Regions from separate parts of the Homo sapiens genome. Here region 2 is linked to region 1. The links are chromatin loops, found by intact Hi-C in ENCODE. Cell type or tissue: Calu3. All regions are shown on one strand. Links, peaks and the distances in the headings refer to the core of each region. The heading gives the core; the rest is flanking DNA. Region 1 overlaps BTRC (beta-transducin repeat containing E3 ubiquitin protein ligase). Region 2 holds the start of LBX1 (ladybird homeobox 1).

Region 1 (9,823 bases), core at 1,231-9,230:
TGCCCAGTTTCCCTGGACTAGCCGAGGAGCAGGGCTTTGAGACTCCTGTTGGGACACAGTTGGTCTGCAGTCGGCCCAGGACGGTCTACTCAGCACAACTGACTGCTTCAGTGCTGCTATCAGAAGATGTCTTCTATCTTTTGTGAATGATTGGAACTTTTAAACCTCCCCTCCTCTCCTCCTTTCACCTCTGCACCTAGTTTTTTCCCATTGGTTCCAGACAAAGGTGACTTATAAATATATTTAGTGTTTTGCCAGAATCTCTCTTGCTTTGCCATTAAGCAGAAGAACTAGTTTCCCTGTATAGCCTGCTGGGAGAGACCCACTTCTAGGGTATGGGGGATGCAGCTTCAAGCCCAGTGCCCAGTGTCTCCCTGTTAACTGCAGGAATGCCAAGCACCTGGCCAGAGCAGCCCAGCCCCAATATGCTTAGGAGGAGACAGAGTTCCCTCTGTATAGCCTCTGGGACAAGAAAAAGAAAACACAAGAATGTATACACTGGAAGATTTGGGCCTCCTGCCTGCCTTCTCTTTGTTTCTGTTCCTCTTCCCATCTACTCCCCTACGCCCCTTCAACCTTTTTTCTCTGTCTGCTTCACCTGAGAAGAAAGTGTACGAAGAGAGTGTCCTCCTCTCACATGAGCCAGATCAGCCAGAAAATGCAACACTTGGAAGAGTTAAATGCTGTTCAGTGAAGATTTCAGCCCCAGGCCTTTGCTGCAAGTGACCCTGTGGCAACAGTGGATTCTCAGACATGATACTCTCATCATATTTGCAACTCTTCTCTCTCTTTCTTCCCCACACCCAAGAGGAGGATTGGTGGTAGGGGGCAGGCAGAGGGGGTGGGGAGAAGTTTCCTGGGCTCCATCAATGGCTGCATCTTTTCTGGACTCAGCAGTCTCCTTGATTCCATGTAGAGTGTGGAAAGGAGTTGCTGATTGCATTTCCTCTCATTAACAATTGGGTGTGTAATAAAAAGCATTGTACTTCATCTTAAATCACTGGTAAGGCTCAGCCTACAGAAAGATTTGAAATGGCCAGAGCCAATCGCTTGGTGCATTCTGCGTAATGGTTTCCATCTCCGATTTCCTCATCAGGGCCTGTGAATACCCAGGTGCCTGTATCTTTGCCAAGACCGTGATCAAGGTAGCTTAAGAGAGATGGTCAGGAGAAAACACTGTTTTTGTTTTTTTTGTTGTTTTGTTTTGTTTTGGCCAGTTAAATATCATCTCTCAAATATTGATCTCACCGTGTCAACCTTGCACTGCACAACCTTCCTTCTGCTTCTCCCACACCCAGTATTTGCAGAAGGGCAAAGCTGCTTAAGAGAGAGGATCAGGGTGAAGTTTGGCACACAGGGTTTATTAATGGGGCAAAAACTGCCTTTTCTTCCTCCTCCTGACCTTATTTTGCTCTTCACTCTCCCCAGCCAATAAAGCGTCTGTGGCGATTGGTGAACAGCATAAACAGCTGGACCTCAGCAAGGGTCAGGCAAACCCAGTCACTCGGAAGGCAGCTGTGTGAGCTGCCAAGCTAGTGGGCTTCAGGTGCAAGGGTACCTGTGCCACACCAACCTGGGAGCACACAGAATACTATTAATGTGCACCCAGCTGGTCTCCCCAGGCAAGAAGGTATCCTCTTCCCAAGGTGTACCCACTGAATGTTGTTACTACATATTGAGAGTCATTTTATGCATATGCATTCTACCTTTCCTGCTTTATGAGTATTTTTAAGCTTTTAGTTCAAGGTTATATTCAGAAAATATTTCCCAGTATAATGATACATCGTAGCCTAAGAAATATTTTCTCAATGTAATTCCCTTCCCAGCTACCCAAATGCTACAGAGAAATGTTTTCTACTTGGCCACTATCAGGGTTCGTCATCTATTGTGTTGACTATTAATGGCTTTTTGATTGGGTAAGGATTTTGCTATAGATGAAGGTAGAGGGCTGTCAGCCCTGAAAAACACACAGGTCAGACATTTAAAAGGCATGGGTTTCGAGCTGTCTCAAAATATTGCCCAATAGCCATAATTTTACCAGCCTTTCTGTCATATGCTGCTATTACAAAGTGGAAGCTGTTGAATGTTTATTGGTGCCCAGGGTTTTGCTCTCCAATCTAGGTTCAGTTGAAGGAATATTGTTTCTAAGACTGTTTTGAGACATGTCCAGTACATCACAAAGGAGATCGGGGCGACCCCTGCAGATGTGGAGCCATTAGCCCAGTTGAGGATATTCTCCAAGTTGTCCTCTCTCCTGCTGATGGAAATGGGAATGAAGTTAAGTGGTCTGAAAAACTTGAATCGTTCACATTTCTCAGCTCTGGGGGTCATTTACCAGTTTGTTGTAGAAGAAATAATCAGGTAAGTTAAAAGTTCATTTCCAGAGAAGGTAAACCCCACTTACCATCTCTGCATGATTTCAGTGGGAATTGATTATCACTAATCCCCAACTGGGCTAGAATAAATGTAAAGTTTGACCTTTTTAAAACGAAAAGAGAGACAAAGTCTCAGCACATTCCAAGGAGTGGTAGAAACAGAGCTGAAGGTGTCCCCATTGTAGATTAGTCTCTTCTCACTAAAATTTACTTTCCAACGTAGGGCCTAAAGGAAACCTTTCTTAAAGACAGGCTGAAACCCCTTCAAAGGCAGATGAGGAGGTACAGACACGTGACCTTTTGGTGCACACTGGAGCTACTTGGACAAGACCAGCATGCCTTGCTGCACGTGTGTGTATTTCACTGCTGAGAACATCCTTTAACTTGGTGTGCAATTTGAAAGGATGTGAATCATGGATGGAAGGCCATTTGTACATGTCCCTTGGCAAAATTCTTTCTGGTGTCTCCTAACTTCAGAGACAGGGACTCTTTTTGGATCTCTATTGACAAGTAATAAAAGTCTGGCCCTCATAACTTGTTTCCGAACTAGAAAAGTCTGTGAGACCCCTACATCATTCTGGTTTTTTTGCTTGAGTAAGAACAATCCTTTTTTATTTTTCTTCTGTACAGTCTAAAGCTACAGAGAAAAAAAAATGCACTCTTCCCTTGCCGGCTCCTGGTACCATTGGTCTGAACAGCTGTAGTTGGTCTACTCCTTACTTAGCACTTGATTGTGTGGGGAAACAAAGGTGGGAGGGGTGGGGAATACTGGAAATAATCAGGGCAATTTTTTTCTTTCCCATAATTGGACTAGATACCTTGGTACTGTTGACCTTCTCAGCATCTCCCTTTTGCCTTAGATGGCAACACCCTCCAGTCTGTAGCAGAGCAGTCCAACCCAGATTAGTGCAGCCCGGAGGCTTAGGGTGCAGCCTCCCTGGTCTTCCTCCACACAGTTGTTCACCAACAGACCAGACCTCCTTTAACCACAGTGTCAACATAGTATCGGAAAGAGAGCCATTTCTTAGGGGAATAAAACAGTTTCGCTTCTTTAGCTCATCTGTGGTGTCAGAATCCTTGGAGCTGAAGAGAGAAATCAAAAGAGCATGATGATGGCTGCCTGGTTTCAGGTGGAACTTAATGCATTGATCTTTAGAAGCTCCTTCTGTTGGAAGTTGAGTACCTGTGATCTAAAATGTCCTGGAGGCAGATGACATCTAAAATATGTGCTTTCCAACCAGCACAGCTGGCGCTCTTAGCTCCTGATTGGTTGTGTGTTTTATTAAGGATCAGTGCAGTTAAGTCGTATTTTAAAGTGTTACCTCCCCTCCTAACCCTTCCCCTTCTTGGACACTGAAGGAAAAGGCCAACTAGGGTGTTAGCCCTCTGGGCACCAAGGAAACTAACAGCTTTCTCAAAGCGGTGACCACTCAGGCCAGCCCAGACAAATCTGAGGGATGGCCAGTGCACTCCAATGATGGGACAGGCCTAACAACACATGTAAGCTTCCCCGAGAGCTTTCAGCTGGTTCACCTCTTTGTTCTCTAGACTCTTAAGTACTGACTGCTTTGACTTTTGTGATTATGTTATGGTGATGTGTAGTCAGTGTACCAATATGTTCACAACCTAGGATCATGATAATGGAGTGTGTTTTGGGTTTTTTTTAACTGTTCAGAAAAAAAGTAAATTACAAATATAAGATTAAAGTGAATTTTCTAAGCGTCTTGTCTCCTTGCCCCAGCATCCAGAAGGGCAGTACACTTTTCAGTATACAGACTGAGGGAGTGCAGAGATAGAATACCTTTGCAGATAATCTGACATGAGAAAACAAGATTGAGAGAAAGCAGGGCTGGATGCTGTGGATGAGTGTGGGGTCCCTGGCTTACGCCTACTGTTCCATGTTGAGTTAAATTGAAGCCAAAGTCATGTCTCATTTGTGCATTGGTCACCTTAGCCAACCACAGCCCAACCTGAATGCAGAATTTACATTTTTCTCTGCCCCTCAGCTGTGAAAAGACTTGAGTTTCCCCTACATCCCATTTGATCAGTTTATAGGCAAGCAAGCTCACATCTGGGAGCAATTTCCAGAGGGGCTCCAACAAGCTGTAAGAATGAAGGCACCCTTGACTATCTGGGATATGACATTGCAGTTCTTGAGTGAAACCCCCCTTCCCTCCTTCAGCCAAACCTGGAGAGGTACAAGGTTGCAGGCAGTGGCCGAATGGGACTATCTCTCCCCGTTGGCCCTGTACCCCTCCCCTCTCTAGTGTCACAAACAGGATCCTTGTCAAAATTGACCCATCCTTCTTTTAGATCTATGGGCTTTTTGTATTAATAACCCTTCCACATGACCAAGGCTCTCTGGCTTCCATCAGCCTTGTAGTCTCATTGTCTTGTCTGGACTGACCACTGGCCATGAGCAATCTCAGACTGTGGTCAATATCAGGGCCGCTGTGCAGAACCCTCCCTACTAGAGCTGGAAGAATGTCAGAGCATCAGGTCCACCCAACCCTTGGCAGATGAGGAAACTGAGGAGAAAGAAAAGGGACCCACATTGCCCAAAACTACACTGAAGAATCCTCCCTAACAACTAAGGGCAGGCAGCACCCAAGAGAGAGAAGGAAGGGAGGGAGGTGTCAGAGGAACCACTGTGGGGCCACTGGTATCTGCTCAGTTAATATTCCTCACCAGCTGGGCTCCTGAGCAGAGGCTGAGCCTAAGAGTTTGTGGACCTCACCCTCAAACTGTGTCAGATCTCTTCCCCAGGAAGGGTGTGGTCTAGGGCCTGCCCTGGCAAGTCTCAACCCTATAGCCGTGGTTTCCTACTCCCAGGCTGGGCCAGGAATCCCTCCCTGCTTTAAACCTATAGCTGTGCCACCATCAGCAATGACTAAGGGGAGGAGATCTCTCTTCTTCCTGATTGGCTCTTGCCAATTAAGAGCACTTTATTAGGCTGCTAATTAAAGGCACTTCGTTAGCAGCAGGAGAGGCCAAGTGGGTGCCTGGTGAGACGGAGGTGAAGCCTGGAGAAATTGTTTTCGTCCCCCCATGGAAGCAGAGCCTCTCAGGGAAGCTCTCAGTCCCCACCCTCTCCTGCTGCGCCTACAACACCCCTTGCTTTCAATTAGCAACTCTGAGGGGAGCAAGGTGATTACCAAACCCAAGCTGGAACCCCCCACCACCACCAGCACCACCTCAGGCTGCATGCGGTCCTCAGGGGCTGGCCAGACCCCCAGGCACCTCATGAACCCGGGCCCAGGGAAGGAGAGGCTGGGCAGCCCAATGGGGAGTGTGCTCTCCCCACTAAGGAATGGGGCATGACTCCCCAAGCAGCTCAGGTGAATGTCACCTGGTCCTCATCATTGGGGCCATCCCTAGCAGTCACTGGATAACCAGTCACTTGTTCACATAGTGTGAATCCTCATGCTCCTTTCCTCAACAAACACTCATGATTTCATGGAGGAAATGTGCCCTTCCCACCCGTGAGGGACAGTCCCTGGTCGTTTAACAAGAGCACAGCCCACGTAGACCCTGAATGGGTCCTGGAGGAGAGGGGGCTGACAGTTTTACAATCCCGGCCATGCAGACCCTTGAGCGACTCCTGTCCCTGAGCTCATGTCGAATGTGAGGCGCTTCCCCTGGACGGTCCGAATGAGCCCCCTGCAAGAGAGGAGAGCCTGGCTATGACCTAGCACGTGGGGGTTGGCATGCAGGGACACCCCCTCTCCAGAGCCCTGCCTGTCCCATCTTGTGCCCACCTCACCCCTCAGTTAACTGCAGAATTAGCACCGGCCGTGAGGGCAGATTTATGACTAGGCCTGCCTCCCTCCACTTAACCCGAGGCCGGCCCGGGCTCCAGACACTAAATTAGATTTTTGACAATTAGAGAGACTAATGGGCACATAGCCATCCCCAGAGCCAGATATCCAGATCCAGCAAGGCCATTCTTTAATATCCACCACCAGCCAGCCCAACCCTCCCCTGGCCACCCCCTTCTCCCTCCCGTGGGTGGGCATTTCTCTCTCCCCAGCCCCTGTCTCTCTCTGCCCGGGCTCTACATGCACTCACGAGCTGTCTCTGGTTCCCCTTCCCTGTCTCACCTACTCTTGCCTTCCAGCCCCTTGCCCAGTACCAGCCTGGCTCTAGAACGCTGTCCGTCTCCTTGCCTTCAGCCTCCTTTTTGTACTTTGAACACTTCCATCTTAAGCCGCCCTTTCCCCAGGGCCCATCTATCTGTAATCTTCCATCTGCCCTGAGGAGATTGCAAGCCCCTTGAGGGCAGGGGCTTAGGCTCTCTCTGGATCCTAAATGCTCCGCACCCAGTCAGTGTTTACTGTTTGTTGTTTCCTGAGACTCCAACTCCTTCCTCCCCCTTCCTCTGAGCTGCTGGGTCTACAAGGCCTGCCCACCTTGCCCTCTTGGTCCCAGGCCCACCCTGGCTCTGGCCTGGCTCTGCTTGGATTGGGTGGCTCCCCCTTCCCTGCAGCCCCACAGCTCTGGCCAGTCTTGAGTTGGCCGGGTAATGAGATTGCAGTAAGTAGTTGGGGGAGCTGCTCACATTCACTCAGGCGGACTCATAGCTCTGTCAGGCTGATTGGTCCTGAGTGGAGGCACAAACGGCCCCCCATGGACACACTGCGATTGGTTATAAAATTACAAGCATTTGTCCTGCTGTCAGGGGCCTTCCTCCCGCCCCTCTGCCTGCCTGCCTGGGCTCCCACCATTCCCCACCCATCCCTTTCCCCAGTGGGGTTGGCCCACACACCCCAAAGGACCTGGCCAGGGGCCACCACAGCAGGTAGGGCTAAGAGGCTGAGGCCACCAAGCTCCCAAGGGGCAGGTTTTCATGTCTTGGCCCTGGAGTGGTTCACAGTGCAGGCTGGCCTCAGAGTGACCTGACCCTGTGCTCAGTGTTTCCTGTCCCCTGAGGGTAAGTGGGGGTGGGGGCCCCAGGGCAAACAGGCCTTGGAATCCTCAGGGGAGGAAGAGGTGTCCCAAGCCCCAGGCCTCCCAAGGACAACCAATGCCTGCAACTTCAGATGTGGTCCCAGGCTGGAGCTGTGGAGCAAGGGGTGGCTGAAGGCCTGCCCTGCTGAAGGGGAGAGCAGCAGAAGCCAGGTCGGCCACAGGAGCCCATCTCTCCTCCCTCCAGGTGGCCAGACCCTTGCCCTGTATCCTGACCCCCAGCTAAGGACAAATCAGCCTTCAGGAGAGTCTCTGAAGCCTAGACCAGAACAAAAAGCCAGTATGGCACACCAGAGCCTTGCTGTGGTTACTGGTCCACAGGCTGAGTCCTCTAGGTCTGGCTCTTAGACACCCCCACCCAGGCCTTGGCAAGGGCCCAGTTACCCCCACGCATGAGTGCCTTGAAATCCCACCTAGTGCTCTCTTATGCTCACACAGAAACACCCACTTCTTCCTGGCTGAGACCCAGGCATCAGCCCAGGCCCTCTCACCCCAGCTGCACAGCCTCCTTCCCACTCATTTCTCCAGCCAGGCCCCAGACCCCAGCCCCTGACCAGCCCCCAGCTCCAACCTCAGTCCTTCCTCTCTGGAGGCACCAGGGCACCCTATAATCTGCTTGGAGGGATGCTGAGGGAAGGGTTCCCCAGCTTGGAGAGGGGAGCGTTAGGGGAGCAGCGTCTCCTGGCTGTGGGCCACAAGGTGCCTTCCTGCCATCCGTCACTCATTCGCAGCCCAGAATGTATTTGCTGTAATTACATCTTTAATTAGGGTGGTGACGGCTCATTGTTCACCAACAATGATGAATGGGTCCTCCTGGTTGCCATCCTCCCTGTCCAGCACCCTCCAGGTCAGCTCTCCCCCAGCTTTGGGGCTGGGAAGGATACATGAGCACAGGCTCTTCTCCCATCGAGTCCCAGGCCCTGAGGCCTAGAAGCAGCCGTGAGCTCTCCCCCAAGGGTGATGATGTTCTTCTGGGCCTCCGGGGGCTCCCAAGGGACTCGACAGATCCTGATACCTTCACCCAGGGCTCCCTGCAGCAAGGCTGCAGATCTCACAGCCACCAGATGTCTCCTTGGTCCAAACTGGCCAGGCCGGGGGGGTAGCCTGACATTGCCTCACTCCCACCCACCACACACATGCCACATCACCACGCCCAGACTCGTCCCTGGGCCACACGCTCCTCATCACAGGAGCTGACAGGTGCAGAAAGAAAGGCTTGCAGTTCACAAGCTGGAGGGTGAGTGGGCAGCCTTAACTCCAAGCTCCCCTGTGAATGAAATGGGGTCTCTGACCAAGGCGAGGCCTCCCTTCCCCCACATGCCTATGCGCACCCAGGCCATGTGCCCAGGCCCAAAGCTGCAGGTGGTGGATGTTTGGTGACTCCATGAGCAAATGGATCCATCAGTGAGAGGAAATCCATGCACCTGTTTGGAGATCATGGGCTGGTTGGGGCCTATGGTAAGCAGAGGGGCCGGGACAGGCCATGGAGGCCCAGGAGGCTTGTGGAGGTGAGAACCCTAATCTGGGTTAAAGCCCCAAGTGGCATGCTCCTGGCTGTATGACCTGGGTGTGTCCCCTAACCTCTAAGTGTTCCCTCATTTATAAGAGGGGGATGAGAACAGAACTCCCCCACAAGAGATGGCTGCCTGGATTTTCACTGCAACACTGCATGCCAAGTGAACAGAGCAGGCCAAGGTGGGAGCCACAAAGGAAGGGGGGTGCAGGGCAGCTGAGGCCACAAGGAGCTGGGAGAGGGACCTCACACCTTGGTGTGAAAAAGACCTCAACAACTGCAAGCTTTGTTGGGCACAGAATGGGAGGCGGGGGTGGCAGGGCTGTGACAAGGGTGGCGTAGGATTGGGTGCACAGTAGTTGCACAGGACATACTTGTTGATAGGAATTGCGGCGGGGGCCTCCTTTCAGAAGCTGAGGAAGCTCCTCCCAGCGTGGGCATGATCTGGTCAGGGCAGGGCCCTGGTGAGGGAGGCTGCCATGGGGATATAGGGATAATATCTTCTTCATAGGATGGTCATGAGTACACTGGGAGAGGTGAATGGATTAGAAGTGCTCAGAGGCCGGGGCACAGTGGCTCACGCCTGTAATCCCAACACTTTGGGAGCACAGATCACCTGAGGTCAGGAGTTCAAGACCAGCCTAGCCAACATGGTCTACTAAAAATACAAAAAATTAGCCGGGCGTGGTAGCATGCGCCTGTAATCCCAGCTACCTGGGAGGCTGAGGCAGGAGAATCTCTTGAACCCGGGAGTAGGAAGTTTCCGTGAGCCGAGATCATGCCACTGCACTCCAGCCTGGGCAACAGAGTGAGACTCTTTGGAAAAAAAAAAAAAAAACAATCATCAGGGGTCCAGGCGCAGTGGCTCATGCTTGCAATCCCAGCATGTTGGGAGGACCCAGGAGAACGGGTCGCTTGAGTCCAGGAGTTCCAGCCTGGCACAGAGGGAAGGGTGTTGGAGAGACAGCTT
Region 2 (9,823 bases), core at 837-8,836, 330 kb before region 1:
GGGTGCTGGTCCCCAGGAACCCCCACCTTCCTTTGCCCCAGTCCCAGGAGCCTGTTCTCTAGGAGATGTGGCCTGTGGACACACCCGGGAGTCAGATTCTAGGCTCTCCAAGACCTGTCAGTGTCTGCCAGGGACCTCCACTCCGCACATGTACAGTCCAGGGATGCAGCCAGTTCCCACACACCCCTTTGCACACCTACAGCCTAACCACCACTACCCAGCACAACCAGTTCTACTCCCCTCCATTCCCACCCACTTCAAAGCCACATGTACTTCACTTTACAACAGCAGCCTCCTACTCGCTGACCCCTGTGACTCCAGCCCATTCAGATTCTCTGTCCCTTCTTCCACATGCTTTGTAGCCCCTGACCTTACTAACCTGCCCCCTTATCTGGCTGCCCTCTCTATATCCCCGGGCTTTCTGTGGTGCCCTCTCAGATGCATGTGTTTGGGGAGCATATGTATTGTCCCCACAAATCACTTTCTGCGCTCCAAGAGGGGCTAGTTGTTGCCGGTGGGAAGCCAAGCCCAGGTGCCTCCGGGTTCAGGTGACTGGAAAAGCCAGGGCAGGGTGAGTGGACTTCCCCGGACTTGGCGGCTCAGAGGGATGGAGAGGTGGGGGGGGGGGTCCCCGCGGCGACGGGAAGGGGCGGAGGGTAGGCGCGCGGCCCCAGCTCGTCCCTTTCAGGGGGGACTCATGCATCAAACTTCAATTTTCCGGACGATTGAATTAGTGATTTTTTTTCTCCTGAACTAAAATACACTTAAGTCTTTGGGATTAATTACCACGTTCTGGTCCCTCAGACTGGAGTATTACTTATCGGAGCTGCGTCTGACACCGGCCCGACACCTCGTAAAATAGGGAACTGCGCCTCTCTGCCTCACCCCGCGCCGCTCGCCAGGCCACCAAGCCGGGAAAGGCGGAGCGAGGGGAAGCCGAACAAGCGGGATCGGCCGTCCGCGCGCGGAGGGGTTCCTAGACTGGAGAGCAGAAACTACCCGCGTCCCGGGACTTGGCAAGCCCCGTCGAGCCCCGGGACACAACGGGGAAGGGAGAGACAAAGCCGAGCCGCCTCTCCTGGCCAGCCCGGAACCGAAAGTGGGTCCGTAGAGAGCCCAGAGTCCTGGGGGAACAGATGGGCAAAGGGCTCTAGGAGGTGATGGAACTCAGGCCCGAAGGGCAGGCAGCCCACAGGATACCAAGCCTTAACGAACTACGCCAGAAGAATGGGCGTAGGGCCCACAGCCCCTCACACAACCCAGGCCAAGCTCCCTCGTACACTCAGACCAGGAGAAGAAACAGACACGCAATACACAAGCCCCGCTCCCTTGGAGCCTACACTTGGGCGAACACACCACTGCTGTTTGCAGTATCCCGAGACAGGCCCGGCAGGCGTGAGCTAAGAGGCCTCGGGCCCGAACTTGGGATTTGAGGCTCTCTCACATCGCCGGTCCCAGCGGCAGCGCCTGAGGCACAGCCAAGACCATCCGAGGTCCCCGGGCCGCGCGCAGGTAGCAGACTTCTTCAGAACTGGGGGAGCTAAAGAGAGAGTGGGCTTAGAGCCCAGGCCTCCCTGGATCCCAGATCCTCGCCTCCGCCTACAGCCAAGCCCCTCAGCTTTTGCCCAGAGCTGCTGACTTCCTCGCCGCCTCCCTGCGCAATGGGACCTAGAGATAAGCCCCAAGCCCGGGTGCTAGTCCAGGCAGAGTCGGGTGCTAGTCCAGGCAGAGTCCAGTGCTAGTCCGCGGCCTCAACAGAGCTGTCGGCTGGGCTCCGGAAGCCCACCCGGAACCTGATGGAGGCAGCGAATTCCTCAGAGCAGAGGACACTGCGGAGAGGCTCGAATCCACTTCCCACATTGTGCGGGACCGAGCGCGCAGGGCGCTCTCGCGTGGCCTCCTTAGCTCGGGTTCAGCCGAGGCTCTCACGTACACTTCGTTACCCCTTCCCCCCGCCGCAGCTCTGGTCCTTCCTTCCACTGGCTCTCTTCTCTGGCCTATGGAAACAACGAACTACTTTTCGCCTTTCAAGGCCCGGGTCCCAAGCCACCTCCTCTGTGAAGCCGCCAACACCCTGGTAGCTGCCTCTCAGTGTTTTGCAACTGGCACGGCCCTGTCCCTCGGTCCGCTTCTACTAGCGCTGGGGGTGCTGCGAGTCTTGCCCACTAGACTAGGAGCTCCTTGAGGGCAGGAACCGAATCTGATTCGTTTCCATTTTCCCAGCCCCCCTGCGCGGCCTGGCGCAGAAAAGACGCGCAATAAACATTTGCTGAATTGAATTGCGTTTTCTCCTTATTTTATTAATCCTTCCCCTTCCTTCTTTCATTCTTTCTTTTCCTCCTTCCTTCCTCCCTCGTTATTTTTTATTTCTTGGTTATATTCAATTGTCATGTTTTTCAGGCTCATTAAATCCATTTAGAGACAAAAGAATAAAAGGCAGAAGGGGAAGGGCGGGGGAGGAGAGAGGGGGAAGGGAGGGGAGGGGGCAGGCCGGAGAAGCAAACAAATAACCCGCTTTAACTAGACGGGCGGATAAATGGCCCCGTTTCTCCTCAGCCCCGACGCGCCTGCTTAGCTGCGCGCCCCGCGGGCGCCGCAGCTCGGGTGGGCTCAGCCCTGGGGCCGCCGCCCCCAGCCCAAAGGGACCCAGCGGGGCCAGGCCCAGGGCCGCGAAGCAGAGAGCGGCCGGAGGTGCCAGGGCCGCTTCATTGGGATTCATGAGCGTGTTGGGCGGGCGGCCTGGGGCTTCGGGCGCGGGGCGGGGGCCGAGTGGGGGGGTGCGCACGGCGGGCGCAGATGCCCGGGTGACCGACCCGCCGTGGTCCCTGCGCCGCCTTTGTGCCGAGGAGGCGCGCGCGGGGACCTAATCCATCAAATTGTCTACAAATTGTGAAGAAAATTCAAAAACCATATGGTCGCCAGCGCCGGCGCGCTCTGGGCTGCGGAGGGCCGCGGCCGTGCCCGCACCGGGAGCCGCGGGGGGCTGGGCCCGGCTATTGTCGCCTGTCAGCGGCCGCCCAGGCCCATTCGTCCCGGCCTTCATGGTCCGCGCTCCGAATTACAGACCCATCCATCCTAAGAGAGGGCAATTTTTGTCGCCCGGGAGGAACCAGCCGCACGCCTGCCCCGCTGCCCTGCCGTCTCCTTCCTTCTCTGCTCCTTCTCTCTCTTCTCCTCTCTTCCCATTCTTTTTTTCTCCCTCTGTCTCTGTCTCCCTTTCTCCGTTTCTCTGTTTCTCTCTCTTTTTCCTCTTTTTCTCCGTCCTGTCTCTGTGGCTCTCCGCTTTCTCTCTCTGCTTTTGGAGTGTCTTTCTGTGCTCCTATTTTTTTTTCCTGTTTCTCTCTGTCTCTTCGTTTCCTCCTGGACACGCACGTTCCTGGCTCGGGCCCGGGGGCCCCATCGCCGCCCGAGACCAGATGCGCATTTCTCACATCAATTTTGCGGAGAAAGAGAGCCCAGCGGCCCGGAGGCGGGACCCCACTCCGGTGACAGCGGCTACTCGCCAGCCCAGCGACAACAAAAGCCCGGAGAGAAACCCGCTCTGTCCAGGAAAGTGAAAGCGGCCTCAGCCCCCGCCCCAGCCGGCCTTGGGGCGCCGCAGACCCGAGAGAGTCCTTGCAAGATCCATACCTCTGCCCCCAGCGGTGTGCCGGGGTGTGGAGGCAGAATTGGTTAATGTTGCCAGAAATTCACACCAGCTCCCAGACGCTTGGGCTTACAGTTCCAGGTGCCCACATTGAAATTCAGCCTGGCCTTGATGCCTTTAGCCTTTGGCCCCCGACTCCCCAAGGATGAGGCCCTCGGGGCTAGAATCGAAACTTGGGAACCCAAGGCTCCACCCCGCGTCTGACTGAGTGATACCTGCAGCGCTCCCGGGGCTCAGCCCTGTTTTCGGGGAGTGCAGGGAGAATGCCCTTGGGTCTGGGGTGGGATGCAGGAAATGCAGGGCAAGACCCCCTCCCACCCTTTGTTCAACACAAATTAATGTTGTACTGTGGTGTGCCCCCACATACACAGGCATTTTCTCCCAGCATTTCACGGCTCGTTTTTTACCCCGACCTGGCGAAGCCCGCTTCTCTCCCGATTTAGCAGCTGCCTCAGGTTTATGGGCAAGAGGCGCCTCCTCCTGCTGCTTCCCCCTCGCCCTTCACTCTTAAGCCTGTCCTGAAAATCCCCCCCAAATCTCCAAGGCTAGGGCGACCGGCACGAAGAGCGGCAAGAAGCCCAGCCTGCCGCTGCTTCTCGGAAACGGGCCCACCACTCAGACACGGTCGCCGCCGGTTCTAGTAAAATGGCAAAGACTTTATTTATTGGAGAAAGAGGCCTTGGGTACAGTCTAGGGAGGAGAGGGGAAGGGAGGAGCAGGGAAGGGGCACTCGCAGCCCACTCACATCCAGCCACCCTCCTCTGGCCAAGTCGGGTAGGAGTGGGGTGTTCGAAGTGGCAAGAGAGACCCAGAGCTGTGGAGGAGGTGAGGTGAGGGCTTGGGTCGGCCTCCTCTCTGTCTCTGTCACATGCAAAAAAATTCTAAAAAGAGTACAAAATAATTATAGGGCTTTGGGTTCTGTTTTCGATAGTTGGTTGGTTGGATTTCCCCCTGCATTGTCCCTAAGAGCCGGACTCCAACAGTCAGTCCGAGGAAATGCGGGAGGGAGGGAGGAATCTTAAAAACAGCATTAGTGGGCATTAGGAGGCAGAAATGGCATCGAAAACAGACTTTTCTCTCAGAGGGTGGGGAGGAAAGATCGATTTTGAAACTTGCAAGTCAGGACCTGACTGCCCACCTCTTCCCCTCCCACATGAGGAAAAAAGGCCCGAGGAAATAGAAGTCAACTGCAATAAGGCCGAGGGAGGCGAGGAAGGAGCGGGCCGGTGCATTCGCCACATGCAGAGAAAAATCAAAACAGCCGGAGCTGCCACTCCCCTAGACCGCAGGGTTAGTGTTCCCCGCCCTGGTTTCTGTCTCGCCCTCAGCAAACCCGGCAGCCCGAGAGCTTTGAAAACATCGAAATCTCCGAGATTTAAAAAATAATAATAAAAGAAAGGAAAAATCAGGCTGCGGTGGGAAGAACCCGCTATATAGGTTTAAATATTTATATAGAAGCCATACAGAATTGCACGGCGAGGGCTTCCGGGGCGGCGGAGGCCGCTGGTGGCGGCCGGCCCGGCCGGCCAGCCTGGGTTTATTGCTTCGAGAGGGAAGAGGCGGCTGCCAGGAGCCGAGTCCGGGGCCGGGGACAGGGGAGGAGGCGGGAGTTGGCAGAGGAGGTCCCAGCTCCCCTCGGCGGTCCGGTCCGGGAGGCGTTGGGCTTTCGAGCGCTAGGAGCCCAGGGCGGCGGAAGACCCGGGGCGCCGCTCAATCGTCCACGTCGATCTCTTCGTCTTCCTCGTCCTCCGAGCAGTCCTGGCTGCTGGCCGGCTGGTCCGTGAGCGGAGAGGCAGGCGAGAGCTGCAGGGCGCCAGCGCCCGGGGCCTTCGGGGCGCCTGGGGGGAGGACCGGAGAGCCGGGCCTCGACTTGGCCCTGCCGCAGCCGCCGCCACCGCCGGCTGTGGCCTCCGAGTTCTGCTCGAGTTCGGCCAGCGCCACGATGTCCATCTGCCCGCTGGGGCCCAGTTTCTTGGCGGACTCTACGTCGGCCTTCATCTCCTCCAGGTCCCGCTTGAGCTTAGCGCGCCGATTCTGGAACCAGGTGATGACTTGCGCGTTGGTGAGGCCCAGCTGCTGCGCGATTTGGTCGCGATCGGCGGGGGACAGGTACTTCTGGTATAGAAAGCGCTTTTCCAATTCATAGATCTGGTGGTTGGTGAAGGCCGTGCGCGACTTTCGCCGCTTCTTAGGGGTCTGCCGCTGCCCAAAGATGGTCATACCGTCGCGGCCTGGGAGGAAAGGACAGTGTAGGCTCGCGTTGGGAGAGAGGAAGCCCACCCTGGCTCTCGCCCCCGTAACTCCGTAACCCACCCAGGCCTGTCCGGCCTGCAGTCTACCAATGTTCCCTTCTCAGATTTAATTCAGCCTCCAGGACCAGGGCAAGTCTTGGCTATGGCAAACCATCTCCTGTCTTTGGTCTCCCAGAAGTCCCTAGGAAAAATTGTTTTGGTCTCTGCCCCCTACCTAAGAGTTGGTTTGAAAGACCCAAAGTCTCTAAGGGTATGAGAAAGCCAGACAGAGACACCCTAATTGCGGTGTGAATGTTGGTTCTCCATCCCTTCCCAATCACTTCAACTCTACCCTACCCATAAGGTCCCCGGCAAAAGACTCTCGATTCCCCACGCCGAGTAGCCGGGCTAAGAGCGCCCAGGACACTGGGAACGCAAGGGAGCCCGGCAAAGCAAGCAGACTGCGGAAAGAGCTTGGCCACCCTTCTCCTGCCACCCCCCAGCTCTGGCCTACCCAGAGGTCCCTGGGAAATAAGGATTGGGTCCCGTCCCACATATCTTCACTCCCATAAGCAGCTGCTCAGGCTGGAAGGCCCTGGCGGCCGGAGAGGGCAGAGGCGAGCAGAGGCATAGGGGACGAAGCGCGCAGGGCACAGGGCGCGAGGCGCTGGGTGCAGGGGAACCCAGCAGCTGCGCCTACCTTCGGCTGCCTGCAGAACGCTGACCTCCAGCCCCTTAAACGTCTTGCTGGCGAGCTCCTCCAGCGCGCACAGCGGCGAGGTCTGCGAGAGCAGCGCGCGGCCCGCCAGGGGCAAGCCGCCCTGCGCGTGCTTGTCCGCGGCGGCCAGCAGGTGCGCCGCCCCGCACAGCGAGTAACTTCTCCGCACAGACGGCTTGTTGAGGATGTCCTCGATGCTGAACGGCGTCAGTGGCTTGTTGGAGTTGGCAGGCGGAGGCAGGTGGTCCAGCGGGCTGCGCCGCCGCTCCTCCCCCGGCGCCGCCTTGCCGTCCTCCTTGGAAGTCATCTCGGCCTTGTTCGGGGTCCCGGCCGGGGCGGCTCGGGCCGCGGGGACCCAGCCCGCGGGCAGCTCGGGCGCCGGACGGCGCGGGCAGGCAGCGGCGGGTGGAAAGGAGGCCGCACTGGGCAGGGCGCGGGCCGGGCGCGGGGCCGATTAGCGCGGCGGCTGAGGAGGGGAGAACAGCGCGGGGCCCCGGGAAGAGGGCGCTGACGCGGGCGCCGCTGCTGCTGGGGCTTCCAGCAATCCGGGGCCGGAGCCGGGGCGCGCTGCGCGGGGCTCCAGTTTCGCCAACCCCGGTGCTATTTAAAGGTGTCAGGTGGCTCGGCAGTGGCTCCTGGCCCCGGGTCCTGGCGGCCGCAGTTGGAAGAGCCGAGGCGAGGGCGCCGATCCCGGACTGCGAGGGAGGCGGAGAGACGGGGCAATTGACTATTGCTAACAAGTTAGCCTTGATCGCGGTGTAATCAATTATCTGCAGCGGCACTTCTTTCTCTTTCTCTCTCCTTTCTCCCTTTTTCCTCTCTTCTTTGCCTCTGTTCTCTCCTCCTGTTCTCGCTCTCCCTCCCTCCCTCTCTCTTCTCTCTTCTCTGCTCCCCCCTTCTCTCTCCTTCTCTCCCTCTCCCTCGCCCTCTCTTTCACTCTCTGTCTGTCCAATGCAGGCGGCTGTAAGTTGGGAAGCTCATTAATTAGCGGGCCGGGGGTAGGAGGAGCCGGCTGGAATTAGCCTGCCTAATGCGCCTGTCAGTCCGGGCGCTGCGCTGCGTTCGGCCCGAGCTGTTTGTAAATTACATTAGCTGCTCCTTTATTGCACCCGAACCTCGGGCGACTGAAAAGCCACCGCCCCCACCCCAAACTGCGAGCCGCGCTCCTGGCGCACCCGCCTCCCGCCGGCCTAGCTGCAATGACCGCACCGGCCCGAAGGTCTCGGTCTCTCCGACCCGGGATGTGGAGCCCGAAAGAGTGGTGGGAACCCCAGCCCGGGAGGGACGCGGCCGCCGCTCGGGCCAGGTAGGACCAGGAGCCCGGGTGGGCCCCGCTGCCACCCAGAGTGGACTTTGCGGAGCTGAGATCAAGAGCCCAGCGCCTCTACCTCTGACCCTCTTGCCCCTCACCCCACTGCCTGGGCGACGCGCCTGGGGAGAGGGAATCTGAAGCCCTCCTGCGCTGGCCCGCAGGAGGTCAGAGCCGGCTGCGCAGCCTTGGGTGGGCGACGCGGGAAGGGGGTGGAGGACCCCAGGGGTTGGGGGAGGGGGCTAGTCGGAGAGCTCAGCCTTCTCCACGCGGAGAGGCGGAGGAGGGAATTGTTGGCGGCTCTGGACGCCTCTCCCCGGCCTGATTCCGAAGCGGCCGCCCTACCTCCTCCGGCAATCTTGCTCACTTTCCTCCGGCAGCCGCTCCCCAGGCTGGCTGGGGCCACCAACGGCCTGATGATGGGCGTCTGAAGAGTAGCCAGGCCAGGTGCCGGGGCTAACGGGGCCGGCTCCGTGCCTCCCTGCTGCGCTCCGCCCGGGCCCCGGCCGGGGCCCCGCTGCCGGCCCCGCCTAGCCCAGCGCCCGGCTTGAGTGCATGGCCAGGCCGACTCCAGCTGTTCCGGATGCGGGGCGGGGGCCCGGCGGGAGCCAGGCCGCGGCTGGGGCTTTGCTCTCAGGAACTCGCAGGGAGGCCAGGCTTCCAGTTAGGCTGGGGCTAAAGACCTTAGGGCCCGGGATCTGTGAATATCGGGAGAACATGTTGTGTGCATTGTTACTTGAAGGTGTTTGTGTTTTTGAATGTGTGTTTGTGTGTGTTTCTCCATGCGTATATTTGTGTAAATGTGTGTGAACCTGTGGGTATATAGGTGTGTTTGAACTCAGCTATTTCTTTCATTTCCCTGAGGCATTCCAGCAGGGCTGTGCCCTCAGGCCTTCCTGTCTTGCTACCCCATTCTGTTTATGTGGGGCCACTGGCCTCCTTACTAATTTTCCATTTCTGCCCTTGGAGAAAGGAGGGGAGGACCTAGAGGGGGTTGGAGTCCAGGGAGAAGGGCTGTTCCCCTCCCACACACACACAGCCCTGGCCCTGGCTTTGTTTGTAAACTCCTGGGTGGGCGGTGAGGTTGGGCATTGGGCAGCACCGCTTGGACCAGAAAAGGGCCCAGAGAGGCCAAAGTGAGGATTTGTGGCCCAGGCCAAGGGTTGGAATGGGAAGATTAGGATTTCTTGCCCCCTCTCCCCTCATATCTAACCCCAGAGAGGGAGTGAGCTAAGCTGGGCTCCGGGGCGGGAAGCAGGTTCTTTCTCTGGATGCCTCAGCGTAGGGGGCCTCTGCACAGCAGAGATAGGTTTCATGATCTCACCTTCAGTTGTTTGTTTGGAATTGTGGCTGGCAGCTCTCTGGGGTAAAAAGGACAGTGTAGGGAGAAAGGGTTCTTGTTTGGTGCCCCAGTTCTGTGAATGTTGGGAAGAACCCCTACCCTCTAACTCATCTTTGTCCTGCATTTTCGGGGTGGCAGTAAGCGAGTGGGGGGAAGACAAATGCTCAGAGGCAGGATTGGTGAGAATGGGAATCACAGTTCCCTCAGAGCTGCAGACCCACTCCAGGGCAGACCTGTCTCTACTCTTCTGCGCTGCCCTGGGAGCCACGAGGTGCTGCTGGGCCTAGCAACAGAGGAGTCAGAGCCTAGAGACCAGCAGAGGCGGACCGGTGGGAGAGGGCGTTGGGGAGCTGAATCTGGGTGGCTTGGAAGCTCTGGGGCCAAGAGGGGTCAGTCCTCTCACTTCCTGCCCTCAGGATCCCATTTCAGCCTTTTCCTGCCATAACCCCAACCCCCTGACCCAGAGCCTCAGGCAAGTGAGGCTAGCAGGGAGGCAGGGAGGCCCCTCTAGATCCAGGAACAAGGACCCTTGGATCCCAATAGAGAGAAAGAGAGAGAGAGAGAGAGAGAGAGTTCC

What was found. Hi-C counts contacts between places; a loop is a spot of excess contacts. Peaks named below come from ENCODE experiments on the same cell type or tissue, not always from the same donor. Only the 100,000 strongest peaks of a DNase experiment are listed, where the experiment ranks them.
Region 2: a loop joins it to region 1, with 7 times the contacts of the local background. A loop is called at or near these places in 31 of 110 quality-filtered maps.

The regions. Positions count from the first base shown.
Region 1 is chr10:101,553,228-101,563,050 of GRCh38, forward strand. BTRC (beta-transducin repeat containing E3 ubiquitin protein ligase) reads left to right here. Exons shown (of 15, transcript NM_033637.4): 15 at 1-4,086. Among named protein-coding and RNA genes, the nearest start is that of POLL, 30 kb to the right of the region's middle. RefSeq lists an enhancer at 7,974-8,474. In Calu3, for the core only: no CTCF peak of the experiment used is centred there; no DNase peak of the experiment used is centred there.
Region 2 is chr10:101,221,914-101,231,736 of GRCh38, forward strand. LBX1 (ladybird homeobox 1) reads right to left here and starts at 7,550. Exons shown (of 2, transcript NM_006562.5): 1 at 6,578-7,550; 2 at 5,081-5,877. The coding sequence starts at 6,902. The coding sequence ends at 5,357. LBX1-AS1 (LBX1 antisense RNA 1) reads left to right here and starts at 7,681. Exons shown (of 3, transcript NR_029380.1): 1 at 7,681-7,901. LOC124902491 (a long non-coding RNA gene) reads left to right here and starts at 439. Exons shown (of 2, transcript XR_007062267.1): 1 at 439-571; 2 at 805-2,279. RefSeq lists enhancers at 777-1,426, 4,201-4,702. In Calu3, for the core only: no CTCF peak of the experiment used is centred there; no DNase peak of the experiment used is centred there.